Linked DNA regions of Homo sapiens: regions 1 and 3 are each linked to region 2. A link is a contact called in ENCODE Hi-C or POLR2A ChIA-PET data. All regions are on one chromosome and are shown on one strand. Each heading gives the region's core, a stretch centred on a gene start or an enhancer-like site at or near the end of the contact. The rest is flanking DNA. Distances are from core to core; before and after follow the strand shown. Region 1 overlaps OBSCN (obscurin, cytoskeletal calmodulin and titin-interacting RhoGEF). Region 2 has its middle 9.0 kb from the start of GUK1. Region 3 overlaps OBSCN (obscurin, cytoskeletal calmodulin and titin-interacting RhoGEF).

Region 1 (2,700 bases), core at 106-2,605, 150 kb after region 2:
CCACGTCTCTGTCCTTCACGGGGCCCCAGCAAGGCCCTAAGGCCACTGGGCTGGCAGGGTAGAGCCATCCCTGAACCCAGCCCTGCAGCCTTGGGGGCGTGCGTGCCCTGGAACCTGTCCTGCTTTTCAGGGGAAGTTCCCTCAACTGCAGGGTGGCTACCTGGCCCCCTCTGTGTGTGTGCCCGGTCCCAGTGGCATCCTGGTGTGGGTGACAGGTGGTGTAACCAGCCTGTTTGCTGGTCCTTGACAGTCTTGTAACGAGATGGGAAGGGGCAGGAGGCATGGTGAGTTTGTCCTGGAGCTGGGACTAGCCTGCCTGGAGGCCCCTCATCCGGGGTCCTGTGCCTCCTCTCCTCCCTGTGATGACCATGGGTTCTCCCTCTCCCTGCCACACTGATTGGATCAGAGCTGTTGGTTATGCAGATGCCAGGGGCAGCCAGCTCCAGCAGAGGGGCATCTACTCATTGGCTGGTGCAATGTGGCACCCTGTCCCCCAGGGCCTGGCCTCTCCCAGGGTCTGGCACCTCCCAGGGTTTGGTCCCTGTGGGGTCTGGTCCCTCTAAGGAATCCAGCTCCTCCTGGCGTCTGGTCCCTGTGGGCTCTGATCCCTCCTAGGGTCTGGTCCCTTGGGCTCTGATCCCTCCCAGGGTCTGGCCCTTCCTAGGTCTGGCCCAGGGCAGTGCTGTCCTCTTGCCTGGCCTGACAGTCTCTGATGGCCCGCAGATCTGCACGTGGGCATCACCAAGAGGCTGAAGACAATGGAGGTGCTGGAAGGGGAAAGCTGCAGCTTTGAGTGCGTCCTGTCCCACGAGAGTGCCAGCGACCCGGCCATGTGGACAGTCGGTGGGAAGACAGTGGGCAGCTCCAGCCGCTTCCAGGCCACACGTCAGGGCCGAAAATACATCCTGGTGGTCCGGGAGGCTGCACCAAGTGATGCCGGGGAGGTGGTCTTCTCTGTGCGGGGCCTCACCTCCAAGGCCTCACTCATTGTCAGAGGTAGGCAGGGCCTGCCGGACGGGGGCTTATCACCTGGGCTGAGGAGTGGGGACCCTGGGCCTGTCCCCAGGAGTCCAGGAGCTGGGCCCCCCTGGCTACAGAAGCTGGTGGGGGGGGCTTTTGGGGCCTGCCTCCCCCAGCTGCTGCAGAGCACCCCTTCTAGAAGCCGCAGGGCCTGAGTCACCTGCTGGATGCTGGGGGCGGTTCTCGAGTGGAATTGGGGTTGCACTCTTTTCTGAGCTCTGATATAGGCCTGGATTCTTTTCCAATCCGTGGTCTGAGTGCCCTGAGCACTTGGTAGCTCCCAGAGCTGTGACTCACAGGGCCAGTCTGGCAGCACTGGCCTGAGGCCCCAGCCACCTGCTCTGCTGACATCACCGCCAGCGCCCGAGTTCGCGCCCCTGACGAGCACACTTGGTGCAGCTCGGTGGGGCACACTCAGAGGATGCCAGTGTGGGCCTGAAAGATGCCAGGGGATAAAATTCTGTAGTTTTTGATCTTCCTGCCTCCCAAGTCCCACCGTGGTGACAGTGGGGACACTAACATTCCAGGACTCTGAAGCTCCTGAGGGCCGAGGTCCCAGAGTTTGGGGGTTGCAGGTTCTATTGTCTTGGTCACCAGAGAGTGAATGTTGTCAAACGCTTGTCCTTGCCCCAATCCTGGTCATGGTGGAGGTGGTAGGTTTTGGCTGGGTCTGTGCCTGGGGCTATGGCTGTAGCCCAGATGGTGGCTGGGGCTGTGGCTGCAGTCATCTGTGGCTGGTGCCGTGGCCCTGGCTGTGCTTCAAGGGCAGCTGTCCCTGCTCCCTTCAGAGAGGCCGGCCGCCATCATCAAGCCCCTGGAAGACCAGTGGGTGGCGCCAGGGGAGGACGTGGAGCTGCGCTGTGAGCTGTCACGGGCGGGAACGCCCGTGCACTGGCTGAAGGACAGGAAGGCCATCCGCAAGAGCCAGAAGTATGATGTGGTCTGCGAGGGCACGATGGCCATGCTGGTCATCCGCGGGGCCTCGCTCAAGGACGCGGGCGAGTACACGTGTGAGGTGGAGGCTTCCAAGAGCACAGCCAGCCTCCATGTGGAAGGTAAATGCCGCAGGAGCCCCACGCGTGGCCCTGGAGTGGCCTCTCTGCCCTAGCGGGGCACGGGGCCACCCCTGGAGCCTGAGCTGCTCTGTCTCAGGTGGAAGGGCTCAACTCAGGTCCCAGAGCTTCTGCAGCCGGGCCTGGAAGATAACGGGGCCGGCCTGGGGTCTGTGCAGGCCTCACGCCCCACCTATTCTGCCTCCATCTCCCTGCCCCAGAAAAAGCAAACTGCTTCACAGAGGAGCTGACCAATCTGCAGGTGGAGGAGAAAGGCACAGCTGTGTTCACGTGCAAGACGGAGCACCCCGCGGCCACAGTGACCTGGCGCAAGGGCCTCTTGGAGCTACGGGCCTCAGGGAAGCACCAGCCCAGCCAGGAGGGCCTGACCCTGCGGCTCACCATCAGTGCCCTGGAGAAGGCAGACAGCGACACCTATACCTGCGACATTGGCCAGGCCCAGTCCCGGGCCCAGCTCCTAGTGCAAGGTGAGGCGGCCAAGTGTGCTCGGGCCTAGGCTTTGAATGGCACGGAGACTTGGAGGTGGACAGGCCCAGCCTCAGTTTCTTATCATGAGGGTATAGGGGGTGCACCCTGGGTGGTCACTGAGGCTCCCCAGCATGGCTGT
Region 2 (2,700 bases), core at 3-2,502:
AATTCTTTTTCTTTATAAATTGCCCAGTCTCAGGTATTCAGTCACATCAACAGGAGACTAAGGCAACTCCTCTTCTTCACTTGATCTTAGCCAAAAGGCCGAGAAGCGACACAACCCCCAATTTTTCCTTTCTGTACATGAAAAAGAAGGAAGCACCCTGGCAGTTTTAACTGAGAAGCACGCAGCTGGCCATGGCTGGGGGGCTGAGGTGGGAGGATCACTTAAGACAGGAGTCTGGGACTAGGCTTAGCAACATAACGAGACCCCCCCCCCCACAAAAAAATTAAATATTAGCCAGGCATAGTAGCACACCTGTAGTCCCATGTACTTGGGAGGCTGTGGTGGGAGGATGACTTGAACCCAGGAGTTGAAGGCTGCAGTGAGCTATGATCACGCCACTGCACTCCAGCCTGAGTGACAGAGTGAGACCCTGTCTCTGAAGAAAATTTAAATTGAAAATTTTTTAAAAGCATGAAAATCAGCATATTCCCATATGATACTACAGTGAACAGTGGGACCTGGGAGCTTGCAGATCTCCTTGTCTGAGGGCTATCCCTGCCACCACCCTGTGGGTCAAATCCACCAAAGAAGTCGTCAGGGGATCTCCTTGGACCATTTTTGTGCCACATTTTCTTCTAGCCACCTCACCTTTTATGAGACCCTTCTGTTAACCACTCCCCATATTACTTTCTCTTGCTGTAATAAACTTAATCCCACCACTCTCCTTCCTCTCTACTCTGGGATGAGATGCCACTGTCTGATTTTAGTGGATCATCTTTTTTTTTTTTTTTTTTTTTTTTTTTTTGAGACGGAGTCTCGCTCTGTCGCCCAGGCTGGAGTGCAGTGGCCCGATCTCGGCTCACTGAAAGCTCCGCCTCCCAGGTTCACGCCATTCTCCTGCCTCAGCCTTCCAAGCAGCTGGGATCACAGGCGCCCACCACCACGCCCGGCTAACTTTTTTGTATTTTTAGTAGAGACTGGGTTTCACCGTGTTAGCCAGGATGGTCTCGATCTCCTGACCTCGTGATTCGCCCGCCTCAGCCTCCCGAAGTGCTGGAATTACAGGCGTGAGCCAACGCGCCCGGCCAGTGGATCATCTTTTGATTTCCCGAAAGGATTTACAGAAAACTCCCCTGGACTATGTGAAACTATCCCGGTTCACAGATAGCTCATACCTGCAGGATGATCGCGGTGAATATCCTGCAGGTCATGCTACGCCCACTTGCTTTGAGGTTGGGAAAGCAGCCTCTTGACCTTCAGCCACTTGAGCCCAGCAGGTGGAGCTATTTGCCCTCACTGGAGCCTGCTTTCTCGCTAAGGGGAAATCTGCTAACCATTACACAGATAGCAGGTAAGTATTTGGAGTTGCTCATGATTTTGGAATGTTGTGGAAACAGGTTTCCTCACTTTCAATAATGAACCTTATGATTTATTATATGCAATACAAATACCTGCTGCTGTGGCCATGATAAAGGTTCCAGGCCATTTGAAACTAGACTCCGTGGAGGCTAGAGGATACTACCTTGCTGAGAATGTTGCTAAGAATGCTGCCCTTAAGAGTCCTACGGATTTCTCACAGTTCTGGAGGCTAGGAAGTCCAAAGTCAAGGGGGCATATCTGGTGAGGGCCTTCTTGCTGGTGGGGACTCCCTGCAGAGTCCTAAGGGAGGTGGCTCGGGACATCATATGGTGAGGGGGGTGGTCTCTCTTCCTCTTATGAAGACATAAGGTGTAATTTTCCAGCTGGAAAGATTTTCAAAGGATGATCTTAGAACCATGACTAAAGATGAACATTATCCAGCACCAGAGGCCAAAAAAACCACAACGGGAAAAATACAGGCTGATGGTTCAGTGATAGAGAGGAACTCTGGTGTGGACCAAGTAAAAGGCCTGTCCTTTTACTTTTACCTGTACTTTTCTCCATGAAATTTCTGTTAAGTATTATGCATGAATTGAGCCATGGGGCTATGGAAAAGAGGATCACCTTTATGAATAGTACTGGTGGGGCCACGTCAATGGACTTGCTAAAAAGGGCTTACCTGACCTGCCAGACCTGCTTTGAAATCAATGCTGGAAAGCCAGTGTGAACAGCCCTTGGCCATTCTGACCTGCCTAATGGGCCACTCAGGGTTTGGCAGATGGACTTTATCCAGACACTTTCTTCACATGGGTATAAATATGTCTTAAGTAAGTTAGCATACTGAAACATTAGTTACTAAGCATAAGTTTAAACACTTTGGCATCGTGTTTTTATATGGTATAGAAAAGCTAAGTGCATTTAGGTCTAGTAACATGAAATATTGTTTCCAGAAATTATGAAATGGTGAATGCTGATATAAGTTCACCACAATGCTTGCTAGTGTTCTAGAAATTAAGATTCTAACAGTTAAAAGTTGTAATAACATATGGGATTAAACTACTAGAAAGAAAACAACTCTGTCTGCAAGGAAAAAAAGATGTGTTTGATAAGCAAAGATATGAATAACACATTTTTGTTTAACAAAGGGGTTATAAATGGTTTGTGGAAATTTTGTGTTATCAAACCTGACTGAAACTGAATGGATTTATTTGAATGGTTTTATTAAAATTAGCTTTAGCATTAATAGTACACTGGTGCAAAAGTAGTATTTGCTCTTTGTTAAGATGACAAAGTTTTCTTGGAGTATTGGTCTGAGAATGTGAAGGATTCTTTTTCCTTTCA
Region 3 (2,700 bases), core at 43-2,542, 210 kb after region 2:
GGTATCGGCCAAGATCACGCAGGGTGAGGGGCAGCAGCCCATGTGCCAGGGTCCCTGGGGTGTGTCTGGGGTGTTTGCCCTTCCCCTGAGCCCTGGAGAGCCAGAGGCAGGCCAGGGTGTCATGATCCTTGCACCCCCAGCCAAGCTGCAGGTGCCCGGAGGTGACAGTGATGAGGACTCCAAGACACCATCTGCATCCCCCCGCCATGGCCGATCACGGCCATCCTCCAGCATCCAGGAGTCTTCCTCAGAGTCAGAGGACGGCGATGCCCGAGGCGAGGTGGGCGGCTGGAACCCTCTGGGAGCAGGGCAGGGAGAGGCCCTGACCTTCCTGAAGAGAAGGTGCAGGGTGGAGAGGGACTCAGGAGGCAGGACCCCCATGGGACTCTAGGGAGGTGGGACCGCACCAAGGTGCATAGGAGGCAGGAACTGGTGAGAACAGGGTCTTCTCCTCACGGGGCCCGGCAGAGACTTGCCTTCTGGGAGAGCCATTTGTTTGATTCATTCATTCACTCCTTTGTTCCTTCAATGGAGAATGTGTCTCAGGCCTCAGTGTACCAGGCACCCTGTTAGGGCTTGGGGTGGGTGTGGAGATGGGGAGAAGGTAAACAAGTAACTGAGTGTAGGCAGTCCAGGCCTGGAGACCCTGGGGCTGTGGTGACCTCTAAGGTTGGGGGTGGGGCAGGGGAGGTCTCCCACATTCCCGCTGTTCTGCGTGGAGGGGGAACTGGGCGTGTGCACGCTGACTCTGGGGATCCCTGCCCTGTGGCTTAGGATCTCGGCAGGCCCGGCTGGCACCTCCCGGGTCTCACCACTTCAGCACCCCCATCCCTCTCTCAGATCTTTGACATCTACGTGGTCACCGCTGACTACCTGCCCCTAGGGGCTGAGCAGGATGCCATCACGCTGCGGGAAGGCCAGTATGTGGAGGTCCTGGATGCAGCCCACCCACTGCGCTGGCTTGTCCGCACCAAGCCCACCAAGTCCAGCCCCTCACGGCAGGGCTGGGTGTCACCAGCCTACCTGGACAGGAGGCTCAAGGTATCTGAATGGCCAGGCAGGAGGGGTCCTCAGGGGTCCCGGAGGCCCCTAGCAGGGTCGTCCCAATTTGAGGGGCGAGAGCCCGATCCCCGCGGGGCAGGGCCAGAGCTCAGTACCCCAACAGAAAACTCCTGTCCCTCACCAGCTGTCACCTGAGTGGGGGGCCGCTGAGGCCCCTGAGTTCCCTGGGGAGGCTGTGTCTGAAGACGAATACAAGGCAAGGCTGAGGTGAGTGACTGCCGGGCCGGAGGTGGTGGCACTGGCATCCCACCAGCTGGACAGTCTCCCAAAGAAGCAGGCCGCTTGCCCTGGCTCTGGGTCCAGGACCTAACCCTGGAGGTCTTGGGGTCATGGCCATGCTGATTCCTCTGCGGGGGCCTCTGAAACAGCGCTCCTGTGTGAGCCTGTTAGGGACGGGTGGGGGCCGAGGACAGCAGAGCAGGCCCAGAGCTGCCTGGGTTCCCGCAGCTGCCCTCCCAGCCTCGTGCTGGCAGGACCCATCTGGGTGGCTTCCTGATGTTGGGGCCGGCCTTGTCCAAGAGGGAGCCTCTCTCCACCTGCTCTCCCACTTCCTGCGAGCAGGCAACAGGCTGCGCAGCAGGAGGCGCTCCCATCTAGCAGCTGAGGGAGTGGGGGCCTCGTGGCCCACAGTCCCTGCACGGGAAGCAGGAGCTCCGTGGTCCCTTACGGCAGCCCCCTCCTGCCCAGCTCTGTGATCCAGGAGCTGCTGAGTTCTGAGCAGGCCTTCGTGGAGGAGCTGCAGTTCCTGCAGAGCCACCACCTGCAGCACCTGGAGCGCTGCCCCCACGTGCCCATAGCTGTGGCCGGCCAGAAGGCAGTCATCTTCCGCAATGTGCGGGACATCGGCCGCTTCCACAGCAGGTGGGTGGGTGGGGCCACACACACACACACACACACACACACACACACACGTCCATGCATGGACACACTGTAGGGCCAGGCCTCCTGCAGGTGGGTTGGAGCCAAGGGGGGAGAGAACCTGTGCTGACTTGATTTATCCCTCAGCACCCCTCCCCTCAGAAACCCAGACATGTGTACCTGGCTTACTCATGGGAAGGCCTGCGGTGCACCAACTGCTAACTGGCATGTGCGCAGGCCCAAGTGCATGCACACCCTCACACGTGTGCACACATGAACACATACATGTGTACAGGTGCAGCCTTTAACAGCATACACCCATGTGCATGGCACATGTGCACATCTGTAAATGCACACACATGCACACAGTACATACACCCACATACACGTGCACATCACCTATGTGCACACAGTGCATGCCTATAGACGTGCACACGCATATATGCCTGTGTACATGTATATATGTTATACACATGGACACACATATGTACATGCCCCCACACTATCTCTGCACATCTATGCATATGCACTTCTGCACACATGTGCACACCCAGCATGTACATGCACACCCTTTTATCTGCACACTTTAATACATGCACGCATGCGTATAGCATACAACACCTCCTTCCTCCACCACCTGCCTGTGTATGCAACCACATGTGTGCTCATACACATTTACATGCCTCCACAAATGTGCACGCCCACATACATGTACATATGTAATATTCATGTGAGCTTTCATACACGGCACACAAGCACTTATTTGCATGCCCACACATG

The links. A loop is a pair of places that touch in the nucleus more often than their neighbours do. ChIA-PET counts read pairs that join two places held with the same protein, here RNA polymerase II (POLR2A). Pooled maps may share reads with other maps.
Region 1: a loop to region 2 is called in a pooled map, with 2.7 times the contacts of the local background. The contact joins two enhancer-like sites. A Hi-C loop is called at or near these places in 17 of 168 maps with a recorded cell type or tissue (CD4-positive, alpha-beta T cell, CD8-positive, alpha-beta T cell, IMR-90 and 10 more), 13 of 37 single-sample maps with no recorded cell type and 30 of 50 pooled maps. POLR2A ChIA-PET finds 5 or more read pairs at or near these places in 5 of 52 experiments (Caco-2, Panc1, T-cell and 2 more).
Region 3: a pooled map shows a loop between it and region 2 (8-fold over the local background). The contact joins two enhancer-like sites. A Hi-C loop is called at or near these places in 1 of 37 single-sample maps with no recorded cell type and 4 of 50 pooled maps. POLR2A ChIA-PET finds 5 or more read pairs at or near these places in 1 of 52 experiments (K562).

Annotation. Positions count from the first base shown.
Region 1 is chr1:228,281,210-228,283,909 of GRCh38, forward strand. It overlaps OBSCN (obscurin, cytoskeletal calmodulin and titin-interacting RhoGEF), which reads left to right. Exons shown (of 116, transcript NM_001386125.1): 36 at 724-996; 37 at 1,809-2,075; 38 at 2,294-2,560. Among named protein-coding and RNA genes, the nearest start is that of OBSCN-AS1, 69 kb to the left of the region's middle. Within about 2 kb of position 1,356, at least 3 of the 41 ENCODE cell types and tissues checked have a DNase peak (open chromatin) inside an H3K27ac peak, as active enhancers do.
Region 2 is chr1:228,129,884-228,132,583 of GRCh38, forward strand. No RefSeq gene overlaps it. Among named protein-coding and RNA genes, the nearest start is that of GUK1, 9.0 kb to the right of the region's middle. Within about 2 kb of position 1,253, at least 4 of the 41 ENCODE cell types and tissues checked have a DNase peak (open chromatin) inside an H3K27ac peak, as active enhancers do.
Region 3 is chr1:228,337,104-228,339,803 of GRCh38, forward strand. It overlaps OBSCN (obscurin, cytoskeletal calmodulin and titin-interacting RhoGEF), which reads left to right. Exons shown (of 116, transcript NM_001386125.1): 76 at 1-23; 77 at 141-280; 78 at 841-1,041; 79 at 1,187-1,269; 80 at 1,750-1,923. Among named protein-coding and RNA genes, the nearest start is that of TRIM11-AS1, 56 kb to the right of the region's middle. Within about 2 kb of position 1,293, at least 2 of the 41 ENCODE cell types and tissues checked have a DNase peak (open chromatin) inside an H3K27ac peak, as active enhancers do.